Regions from separate parts of the Homo sapiens genome. Here region 1 is linked to region 2. Evidence: chromatin loops called from intact Hi-C (ENCODE). Cell type or tissue: A673. All regions are shown on one strand. Each heading gives the region's core, and the rest is flanking DNA. Links, peaks and the distances in the headings are about the cores only.

Evidence for each region. A loop is a pair of places that touch in the nucleus more often than their neighbours do. Peaks named below come from ENCODE experiments on the same cell type or tissue, not always from the same donor. Only the 100,000 strongest peaks of a DNase experiment are listed, where the experiment ranks them.
Region 1: a loop joins it to region 2, with 2.0 times the contacts of the local background. A loop is called at or near these places in 3 of 110 quality-filtered maps.

What each region holds. Positions count from the first base shown.
Region 1 is chr2:212,145,150-212,151,171 of GRCh38, forward strand. All of the region lies in intron 1 of ERBB4 (erb-b2 receptor tyrosine kinase 4), which reads right to left. Among named protein-coding and RNA genes, the nearest start is that of MIR548F2, 280 kb to the right of the region's middle. In A673, for the core only: a CTCF peak has its summit at 2,955 (motif pointing right); a DNase peak (open chromatin) is centred at 2,992.
Region 2 is chr2:212,002,283-212,008,304 of GRCh38, forward strand. The region is part of intron 2 of ERBB4 (erb-b2 receptor tyrosine kinase 4); the gene reads right to left. Among named protein-coding and RNA genes, the nearest start is that of MIR548F2, 420 kb to the right of the region's middle. In A673, for the core only: a CTCF peak has its summit at 2,997 (motif pointing right); a DNase peak (open chromatin) is centred at 3,009; H3K27ac peaks cover 1,083 bases.

The sequences.
Region 1 (6,022 bases), core at 631-4,630, 140 kb after region 2:
GTTTAAAAATTGTAGTTAAAACAAAAAAAATCCATTTGAAAATCAAATACTAGAGAAAGTTTTTAAAGACAGTTTTCGCAAGCCACAGCACTCTGACTCATAAGGCTTGGATAGTATTTTTACTTCCCAGACATAGCTAGACTAGTGGTTGCATAAATACTATTCATTCACACTATCAGAGCCTCCTTTTACCTCATGATTATACCATCATATTCCCCAATGACTAGTATTTTGGTACCAATTGTTATAAATTTCAGGGTTGTCTAGTATAAAATTAGCCCTCTTCCAGTATCAAAATATTTCACATGCCATCTTAGAATAATTAACTTACCCCAGAAAAGCTAAAGAGAAAGGGAGAAGGCAGTTGTTTTAAATGACCTTAAGACTTTTCTACATATTGCTATTCAGACTTCCAGTGATAAAACAAGAAATTGCTATAGGCCTTTAGACTTAAGAGTCACCCAGTCCACTCACTCTTCATCTTGCTAAGCAATGCAGGTCACACCTGAGATTCAACAGCTAAGTGTACAGCCTTGGCTGTGCCCACTCAACACGGAGTGAAGCAGCCAGCATGCAGTAAAAAAAAAAAAAAAAAAAAAAAAGCCACTGGAGTTCATTCTGTTGTACTTTCTCATCCTTATCGTCTTATTTTTTTCTCTTTGTCAATCTGTTTGAGAACTCTTTGGTGTCTATTATCTCTCACTTTCCTACCCATCCTTCAAAGCGGCTCCCCTTCTCATCACCACTGTGGAAAACTCTTTCATTTCATCCTACCCTTGCTCGGACCCAGTGAACTTACACCCAATCTATACTTCCTGTCCCCCTAAGGGCCCAAAGGGGATAGTCTACTTATGCTTCCTGGTGTGTCTCCACTAAAGAGCCTGGTTACTCCTCCCTTTCTCATAAAAGAGGTCTGACAAAAGCCTGCAATTTCATTTAGTTCCATATTATCCTGGCATCTTGACATTATTGTTTGACTTTGCTGTGGCCAGTATCTCCAGCTTTCAGCCCAATAATTTAGCTGAGGTAATGAATTAAATATTTAGTGTTTCAGTTATATGTTTAGATTGGGCTCCTCAATAATGTTAATGCCCACTATTTCTCTTATCCTGAATGGTGACAGACTGCAAACTGCCTTGCTGGGACTTCTATTTTCTGTTTTATTCTGTTCTCTGCCTTTTGCCGATGTCACCCTGTTTTCAGCCTCAACATTAAATAAATAGCCAAATACACAAGTGCCAAGAATTGTTGACAATATAACTCTAGAAGCATATGGTGCTAAGCTAGTAGAAAAACAATTCTTAGCTCAGTAAGTATTCTTCATTTGAAATTGTGCACTATTTCTTCTCCTTCTACTTGAAAAGTCAGCAAACTTGAGGACCAAGTGTCGCCTGGGGATCTAACTTGCATAAAACATTGTGTTGGCTCTGAAGCACTGAGATTCCATAGCAAGGCCAGCAATACATAAACTCCTCTGGTACTCCTACATTATTTATCCCTGAACAGCTAGGGGGCTTTTTGCAAAGACGTCCCTAACTACGGCAAGCATTCACTCTATTTAATGTTTATTTAATTAACAGTGCACAAACACCAATTCTGTGAGTGCAGTGGAGTCTGTGCACATCTTTAGATTTATTTTCTCAATTGATTTGGAAAGGCAGTAGCAGAATGGTGCCAGACATTTCTTCCCACCCAGTTATCCCTTAACACCCAAGAATCTCTCTATCTAAAAAGGCATTGGTTAAAATAGGGTAAAACTGATATGGGGACAAGACAGAAGAAAGGAATATCTGGGGGAAAAAGTTGGCAGAGAGAAGCTCTGTTGTCATTGTTAGACTTTTTTTTTTTTTTTTTTTTTTGAGACAGGGTCTCACTCTGTTGCCCAGGCTGTCTTGCAGTGGCAGGATCTTGGTTCACTGCAGCCTCCATCTCCGGGGTTCAAGTGATCCTCCCACCTCAGCCTCCTGAGTAGTGGGGTCTACAGGGGCATGCCACCATGCCCAGCTAATTTTTTTTTTTTTTTTTTTTTTTTTTTTTGTAGAGATGGGGTTTTGCCATTTTTCCCAGGCTGGTCTCGAACTCCTGTGCTCAAGCCATCCACCTGCCTAGCCTCCCTAAGTGTTTGGACTACAGGCGTGAGTCATGGTGCCCTGTCTTTACACTTTCAAAAGAAGAATTACAATATTATTGTGAAATAATTGAATTTCTTCATTATATAAAATGTGAAGATTTAATCCAGCATCATTTAAGAGTTAGATAGGATGATCTGTAAGGTCACTGTTATTCTAAAATTCTATGTTCAGAATTACCTAGACTAGATTGCCTCTAAGTAGCACTCAGAATGAGACATCAACTGTGGATTTTTATATCCTAAAGCACACAGGATAAAACTCAGAGATATAAAATGAAGCACTCACAAACTACTATCTACCACAGTACATAACTCTAAAAATCTCTGTAAACATATGAGAAAGGAAAGAAGCATCTTCTCAGCAGAATTGAATAAATTGAGGATGTATGTATTGAAAATCTACTTTAGGGTATAAGACTTCTCAGAAATAAAATCAAATCCAATAAAATCAAATTTTGTTAGTTTGAGAAACATTGTAAAGTTTTGTTTTGCTGTCATTATCTGAAGCCTACCATTAACCCTCCGTGAAGAAACTGGCTTTCTAAACTGAGGTAACATAAAGTTTCTTCATATTTGCAATTGTGGGGAGTTGGAATCCTTATTTTTCTCAAGCCTGTGGTCCCTTTTCTGTGATTTATCCTTCTTTCTCCATCTTTCCATTTCTAAGATTGGCCTAATAATCACTGTAATATCAGATGACTAAGTTGTGGATGCACACTTTTTATTGAATTACCTTTTGTGCAGACTTTGTGTTAAATTTTGCATTTATTAATGAACAATATGTTATTAGTAAACTTATTTAAAGGTTCTATTTTATTATTCCATTCATCACCAGGGGGCAGCACAATTCCCAAAGAGTATTTTCTTTTTTTTTTTTATTCAGAGTGAAAAAGTACAATGGCATAATTGGTACCGATTTCTATTGCAGCTAGAGGCATACACAGGATTATTCTACTTTTTTATGCAATGAATATAGACTAAAAACTAGCTGGATTCAGAAAATTGTATCTACAAAGAGGAATATACTTATTAGCAGATACCTCGCATAATTCAAAAAAGAAGGAAAAAGTATCATTAAGTTTGTGTGTTTGTGTATTATCTCTGAGGTACAAGAAAAATAAAATTATTGTTTTCTGAATTCCTTTATGGCACAGAAAAACATATAGGATGGCATTATTTCCCTTTACTATCTTGGGAAAGAAACATAAGTAATACAAAGCCCTAGGTACTTTCAAAGAGCTGAGGATGAAAGAGATGGGAGAAATGTGGAGAGATGGAGATAAAGGGATATTTCAAAGATGAGAAAGACATGGTTGGTTTCCTGAAAGACTTAATACATCAAAGATACCACAGTTTAAGAATAGTAAATAAACAATTATATTTTATTTTAAAATAAAGGACTATAAATCACGCTGCTATAAAGACACATGCACACGTATGTTTATTGCGGCATTATTCACAATAGCAAAGACTTGGAACCAACCCAAATGTCCAACAATGATAGACTGGATTAAGAAAATGTGGCACATATACACCATGGAATACTATGCAGCCATAAAAAATGATGAGTTCATGTCCTTTGTAGGGACATGGATGAAATTGGAAACCATCATTCTCAGTAAACTATCGCAAGAACAAAAAACCAAACACCGCATATTCTCACTCATAGGTGGGAATTGAACAATGAGATCACATGGACACAGGAAGGGGAACATCACACTCTGGGGACTGTTGTGGGGTGGGGGGAGGGGGGAGGGATAGCATTGGGAGATATACCTAATGCTAGATGACGAGTTAGTGGGTGCAGCACACCAGCATGGCACATGTATACATATGTAACTAACCTGCACAATGTGCACATGTACCCTAAAACTTAAAATATAATAATTAAAAAAAAATTTTAAAAAATTTGATTTTCTAAATTCACATACATGAGATTTGGAAAAGTAATTTATGATGAATTTATCTTTCATGACATTCCTGTTTATAAGCCTCCAATTGCTGCCTGGAGTATCACCTTTAAAAGTTCACATACAGTGACACAGAACTTTCAAACTATAGTGCTCGTCACATGTACTCTTTTTTAAAAAATGTGTTGGTTTTTATAGATCCATAAAATAAAATGGGTTATAAAGAGTTAAAAGTTGTAGTAAATTGAACATGAAAATAAACAACTTATGAAATCGGATAATATTTGAAGGCAACAAGTCTACAATATTACCAAATAAAAAAGTATTTTGCTAACTTACAGGAAGGTAGAAATAGAAACAGCGGCACAGTAGCATATGCAGTTAAAATGTTTCAAATATGGTCTTATTTTTAATGTGAAAAATGCTCTTATTTAGAAAAATAAAACATGTACATATGCATACATACAACCCTTCCATTAGCCCTGTTTCTCCATTAAATAATGTCTTTCTTTTTTCATCCTCAAACTGAATTCATTCATTCTTTCTTTTTCATTCACTAAGCATTGCTTTCTGAACTGATTATGCACCTGCCCTTAAGATTTCTCTATTTTGTGGAGTAGACCGACATGGCAACAAATGATTCTAACAAAATTGAAATTTGTGTTTTAAGACAATACAAAGTGTCATGGGAATAAGAACATGCAAGTCATAGACTATAAACCCCTTGAGGACAGGGACCATGTTTATCTCATCAGGAACACTTAACTCCAGTATCTAAAGGAATCCTAGGCAAGCAGCAGGCACTCAACAGATATTTGTTCATTTATAAAATACCCATTTTTCCAGAATCAGAGTGGAAGACGAAACTTGCAAAACCGGGTATTCATTTCCTAAGGTTATTGTAATAAAGTGCCATAAACTGGTGGCTTAGAAAAGCAGAAATTTACCCTCTCACAGTTCTGGGGGCAAGAAATCCTCCAAAATTAAAGTGCTGGAGACAATGCTGCCTCTGAAGCCTCTAAGGGAGGATCTTTCTTTGCCTCTCCCAGTTTCTAGTAGCCCCAGGCATTCCTTGGCTTTTGGCAAGATAACTCCACTTTCTACCTCCATCTGCACATGGTGTTCTCCCTGCATCTCTGTCTTCACATGACTCTCTTCCTATAAGGACACCAGTCATATTGGATTAGGAGTTTACCTACTTCAGAATAATTTCATTTTCCCTAATTACATGTACAACAACTTATTTCCAAATAAGGTCACAATCTACAATACTAGAGGTTAGAACTTCAGCATATCTTTTACAGGCACACATTCGACCTCTAACAACTAATAACATGAATGTTTTCTTCTACTCTTTTTTCCCTCGATCCTCCTTTGCCTTACTTCCTTCCCCCAAGATGAGATAATTTTGAGAATCCAATGGGTTAAGAAACAGTGTGCTGAGGAACACAGGCTGCAGTTTAGACTCTCACCTTTTAAGATTATCCATTATTTTGCCAGACTCATTCTTCTTGTGCTTGGTTTGGCTGTGCAAAATTCCTACAAATTACTCTCATTTATAAGAACTGCTTACATTCATGCCTAATTATCATGCAGTAGAATAACAATTATGCATATCATTAAATTCATGTGAGATAACCTTCAATGTAAGTTTCATTTGATTATGGCACTAAACTCTGTTCATGCATGCTTGGCCTTCATAGCAGGTTGCTCAAGAAGAATGGTTGCCTCTGCCACTTAAAACATAATGACAGTAATACTGGCCATAACCCTAACCTTCTCCAACAGAAATATTGGTTCCATAACTCGGTACCCACCTTGCAAAAGGTTACTGCAATCAAGTCTATGTTAAATACAATCAATATTTCATATATTAAATATGAATGAAAATGGAATATTTTATTTAACATAATTAAGCTTTCTAATTTGCTTAAATAAATGCATCTGTCTGCATCTTTTCCCCTCACTAAAAATATACATA
Region 2 (6,022 bases), core at 1,361-5,360:
TGCAGAAGAGGGGTTTCAGAGGTGGCAGTTGTTCAGGGTATCTAAAAGATGGATCAGCTGATACAAGATACAGAAGTTAGTACAAGAAATTTCTTCAGGGAGATTAATTGCACTGTATTTGGAGCCAGTTACAGCCTTATGATTATAACTCTATTCCCAGACCTATTCTCTTGTGGTGGGCAGAGGACAACAGGCAAGCTTGTCATGAGACAAAAATGAAACCCAGATGTAAAGCATAGCAAAAATAAATTCTAAAAATAAAATAAACAGGTAAAAGGGCCACGTTTTGAAGGAAAAGCAACCCTTATAATACAGGCAACAAACAAACAGTACTAACATCAAAAGAAACTGATGATGATACAAATAGAAGAAAGTTTAAAATAAACACAGTAAATAATATTGAGGAGAGTCAAGAGAATTTTGCATTTCCATAAAGCAATATGAATTTGTTATGAATAAATATAGAAGTCTTAGACGTTTGAAAAATGAATGTCAGCTGGGCGGGGTGGCTCACGCCTGTAATCCCAGCACTTTGGGAGGCCGAGGCGGGCGGATCACTTGAGGTCAGGAGTTTGACCTCAGCCTGGCCAATATGGTGAAACCCTGTCTTTACTAAAAGTAAAAAAATATTAGCTGGGCATAGTGGTGGGAACCTGTAATTCCAGACTCGGGAGGCTGTGGCAGGAGAATTGCTTGAACCCGGGAGGCGGAGAGTGGACTGAGATTGTGCCACTGCACTCCAGCTTGAGCAACAGAGCGAAACTCTGTCTCAAAAGAGAAAAGAGAGAGAGAGAGAGAGAGAAAGAGAGACAGAGACAGAAAGAAAGAAAGAAGGAAGGAAGGAAGGAAGGAAGGAAGGAAGGAAGGAAAGAAAGAAAGAAAGAAAGAAAGAAAGAAAGAAAGAAAGAAAGAAAGAAAGAAAGACAGAAAGAAGGAAGGAAGGAAGGAAGGAAGGAAGGAAGGAAGGAAGGAAGGAAAGAGAGAGAAAGACAATACAAATGAATATCAAAACAAAAATCTTAATTGACCAGCTGAATGGTAAAAAAAAAAAAAATGCAGCTGAAAAGCAAATAATGATTTGAAAAACTGAGCTAAAGCGTTTTTTCGTATAACTCAATATGATGGAGCAAGTAAATAGAACAACATGAACAAAAGAGATACAGAGAACACAAGGCAGGAGAATAGTGTCTGGAGCCAGGGAACCTAACAGCCAATTCGTGCTGACTTCCTAGAACTAAATGGAATGGAAAACACCACCTCTCTACACCCAAGTAACAAAAGGATCAGAGGCTACACCCTTTACAATCCCCATCTCCTCCCCACCGTATTGCACATGAAAAATATTCTAAGAAATAAAATAATAAAAATATTTTAAAACATGGAATATGATGAAACTTTTTTGTTAAATGATTAAACATTAACTTGAATGATACTAGCGTATTAATCGACCTGTTCCACAGCCCAGTCCAGAATGTTCCCATGATTGATAGGGCAAAGTGGTCCAGTGTGCAGGTTTAGGAACCAAAAAGACTAGGATTCTTGTTCTAACTCTGTGACTCCCTGGCCAGATGACCTTGGGCAAGTTATATATTTTCTCTAAGCTCCAGTCCCCTCAACGTATATGCAATAAAAGTCTCTATATCCTAGTGTCATTTGTGAAGATTAAATGAGATAATCTACATAAAACAGGTAGTGAATACACTGCAGGTCTTCCATAAGTACTTGAATAATGTTAATTATTACTAGTAGTATAACTACTACTGATAAAATTATTCACAATGTTGCTTAGTAATCCAGATATGCATGGACTGCAGGAATATTTTTATGATAATAGATAAAATAAACTATGGGAAATGGAAACAATAAGGCAAAGAGATATTTGTAGAGCTAAAAAAATTGTATCAAGGAAACTATTCACAATATTTTCTATACATTAATTGACAGCAAATTTTGAATCTTTATCTTTCAGGCAGTATTTTGAGACATCAAGTTGACTCCCTCATCCTGCAAACTTGGAAGCCTATTTGGAAATAAACTATCCATCACCAAATAAGATACCCACAAAATGCTAGAAAGAAATCTCCTTTTGCTTCTCCCAAAGTGAGTACATATGTTAGCCTGAACCACATTAGACATCCCGATTCCTATTGACACTGGAAGTTGTTTCAAATCTTGAGCCATAAAATCTTCTCATCTCTGACTAATTCCCTATCCCTGTCAATTGGGTTTGCAATAAGTCTGCCAACTGATTTCTAGGGAATGATTTCTAAGCCAGTCTTCCAACTTTACTTTTTTATTTTTTAAACTTGACTGATTGATTCCAGGACTTTGAGACTTCCATTACCTGGCATTGAATTGTAAAGAAAAAAACCCATCATCTTTTGAGGTAAGGAGCCATGGGAGAAAGACTCTGGTCTATCACACTACAGAGAGGTATTAATCAATTAAAGATTTCTTCAATGCTGCCACACCCCAAAATATATGTATTAATATTTGATTTATATTATAAAACTAATCCCCTTTAGCCTAACTTACATATATATATTGATATTTTATATATGTAAAAATATGTATATATAGCTTTTGAGATTGATTTAACTAAATTACATGATTAATTATTTCAGTAAGGTAGGAATCTGGAACATTGTCAATAATTACCTTTCCCCCTATTTCTCATAGGTCCTTACTTAATCCTTCATTTGCATATTGGCTAATTGTTTCTCTAATATAAGCTATGTTGATATTAGCTATATGATTGAATTAACTTTAAAAGGTATACATCAAATTATCAACTACAGAGAAATAAAATGATTTCCACTCCATAAACATACACAATATACATCAACATATATAGGTGTTTGAGTTCAATATGTGTATATTTTTAAAAAGATTTACGAAGCAGGAAATCTTTTTGAATCCCATTGAGTGAGAGTCACTCCTGCTAGCTGGAGTTAGCCATAAAGCAGAACTCGAAATTTTGCCGCCCGGACCTCTAGAGGGCAGACCTGGAACCTCTCTAGTACCACCTTCAATAGCACAGCAATGGGGAATGAGATGCATAAATCATTTTTAACTATATTCAGACACCTTTTGGGGACAGCTACAAAGTGCTAAGCACAAATAATAAGAAAAAAAATCCACATGGTCAAAGAAAGGAAATTACAATATGATGTAATGCTCTGTAATAGCGGGAGGTTATGAGGAATAGACACAAGGTTCCTTGAAGGAACAAGGAAGGCTTTCTGGAGGAGGTGATAACAAAGCAAAGTATAAATTCGTCAGATATGGAATTTTGGGAGAGTGTTCCAAACAGTGCAAGCAGCAAATACATAAGCTTCAGGTAAAATATATTGTAGGAACACTATATGTAGTTCAGAAAAGCCTCTTGTAGGAAAGCAACACCTTACAGATTTAAATGGTAAAAATGTATAAAAGTAGCTCAAGCATTAAATTTTTGCCAGTTATTGAGCCAATTTTTATTTTCCATATTTCTATTTTTCAATATGTTAAAGATAACTCTAAGCTGGGCTCAGTGGCTCATGCCTATAATCCCAGCACTTTGGGAGTCCAAGGCGGGAGATTGTTTGAATCCAGGAGTTCAAGACCAGCCAAGGCAACATAGCAAGTCCTCAATTCTACTTAAAAAATAAATACATAAATAACACTAAAAACTACATATTAGGATTGCAAAAATTTGCTTCTATAAAACTATGGCCTGCCACTGAAAAGGAGAAAAAAAAGAAAGAACAAAATTGCCAACTTAATTTAAACCTGTACAAGCATACAAACAGACTCAAGTTCTGAAATAGATAATCAAAAATGTTCACCTAACCAATGCATCAAGTGAATTTTATCTGAATGTGCTGTGGCATAATAGTGTTTGGAGGTATTTAGAAGATGGTAAATCCCAGAATCTTTCTAATTATTCTTTGAGAAAAAATAACTTGCACATTTTGAAAATAAATATTTCAATATATAAATAAACTTTCAGTGTATAAAAACAAATTTATAAAACAAGTTTATCTACCTCTTTCATTATATATGAAAGGTTTTTACAAAGACCTTTTTAATAAAGATTCTAAATTAATCTTAAATTAAGGTTCACCTCAACGTTCTTAAATATGAACTAATGTTCAAGCATATAATTATATTTCTAGTTATAGTCTCCTTGACAGCACTGAAATCATTCCAGATAACATGATTCCTATTATAATATACCTAGGGAAAATAACCCAAACTAAAAATTATTAGGGGGTTGGTTATTTAAATACATTATTTTGAAAATGGCATCGAGTATAGCCTGAATTTTTAATTCTAAAACCCAAAACTCAGGCAAATAAACTTATTAATAGAGCTTTGATTGGCCCCTTGGCTAATGATCCGTGGCTCAGAGCATCAATATACCAGGTTTCAGATCATGATAAGTATACCAAATTTCTATAGATTGTCTGGCAAAGCAGATACTATCACTATCTTGTGACAATAGTCTTCTAGGCTTACGTATCTTGCCGGTTTAAAAAAGAAAAAAGAATTCCATTGTCAATGTATTTATTAAAATAACACTGTATTTTATTGATTTAAGCTGGACATCCCTTTACATTTTAACTTCACTGAGATTGGGATGCATAATGAAATTAATGATAGGAAAACATTTTGCTAGAGTTCAATTAGCAGAATTTTTCTTTATTACCTAAAATAATAATTCAACTTCAAATGAATGGCTGCAGATTTGCTAAAATATGGTTATACTACTATTACTGCTAATAGTAAAAATGGTAATGATAATAAGTAGTAATCAACATTTACTGATTGCTGTCAATATGCCAAACCTTATTTGGTTATATTATTTGTATTAAATAATTTAATCTTCAAAACCTTCAATGAACAGAGAAGTTAACAAAAGTGGGGTGGAACTGATGATAAATCTGTTTGATTACATGTGCTAGAATTCAGATACATTCTTCTGTTTGTAAAGGAAAAAAAGTCTTTTAAAATTAAATAAGGAAGATATTTGTGCTATATATTACTGTCTTAAAATTATCAAAAATATCAAAGGACTATTAACTTATATCTGTTCTTTAATTTTTACTCTATTGTTCATTACGATACCATAAAATGACTATATAATGCCCGTTATTATGGTAAACCACCTTCTTAACATTTACATCTGAATATAATTACATATGAAAGGAAATACTCAAAAATCAATATTTTTATTCTGTTTTTTAATCAATAAAGAGAATACTCAGCAACTTTTTAAAAATATTTACTCGTAGTCATCCTATAATCCTTTGCATTTAAAAACATTTTCCTATCTGCTAATGTTTTTACATTATTGGACATAAAGTAAATGCTTGTCAAAAATCAATAGTCTCCAAATTCATAACTTATATTTATCTAATCCTTAAGCACTACACAGTTCTAAACAAATAGATTTTATACTCACATCTGTGATATTTTGAAGTTACCTGAGAAGAATATTAATGAGGGACACAAATAATTACTAAAAATACTCCTTTGATCAATTTCATAGTTATCTGATATTAAATTTCCAAGTTAAAAAAATTTAAACATAATTTTAAAAAGTCAAGGGTCTTCCTTATTCAAGAAAATTGGTTTAATTCTTTAACACAAAATATTTCACCATATGGTCATAACCAGCACTATTGGCAAAGGGCCTTACATATATTGGATAGTCAGGAAATATTTGATGAATGAATGAACAGATGCATGAATAAGTGGATAACAAACATAAGCATATTCATCTATTTTATTTCTAAAAATGTCTCAAGTTAACATTTTTCATTTGAAAGATATTTTCAATTACTTACTGAGCTGTATTTTTGCAACTATGCAAATGATAGCACTAACTTTAATTGTATTCATTTATCTTTAATCAGCATTATTTTATTCTACTAGTCTACAGGGGGGTTTTACACATTACAAAATGCAAATTATGATACATCTCGAGTTTAAGAGAATGTCATTTGTTTTTGGATTCCCCTACGACACAGTCGAGATT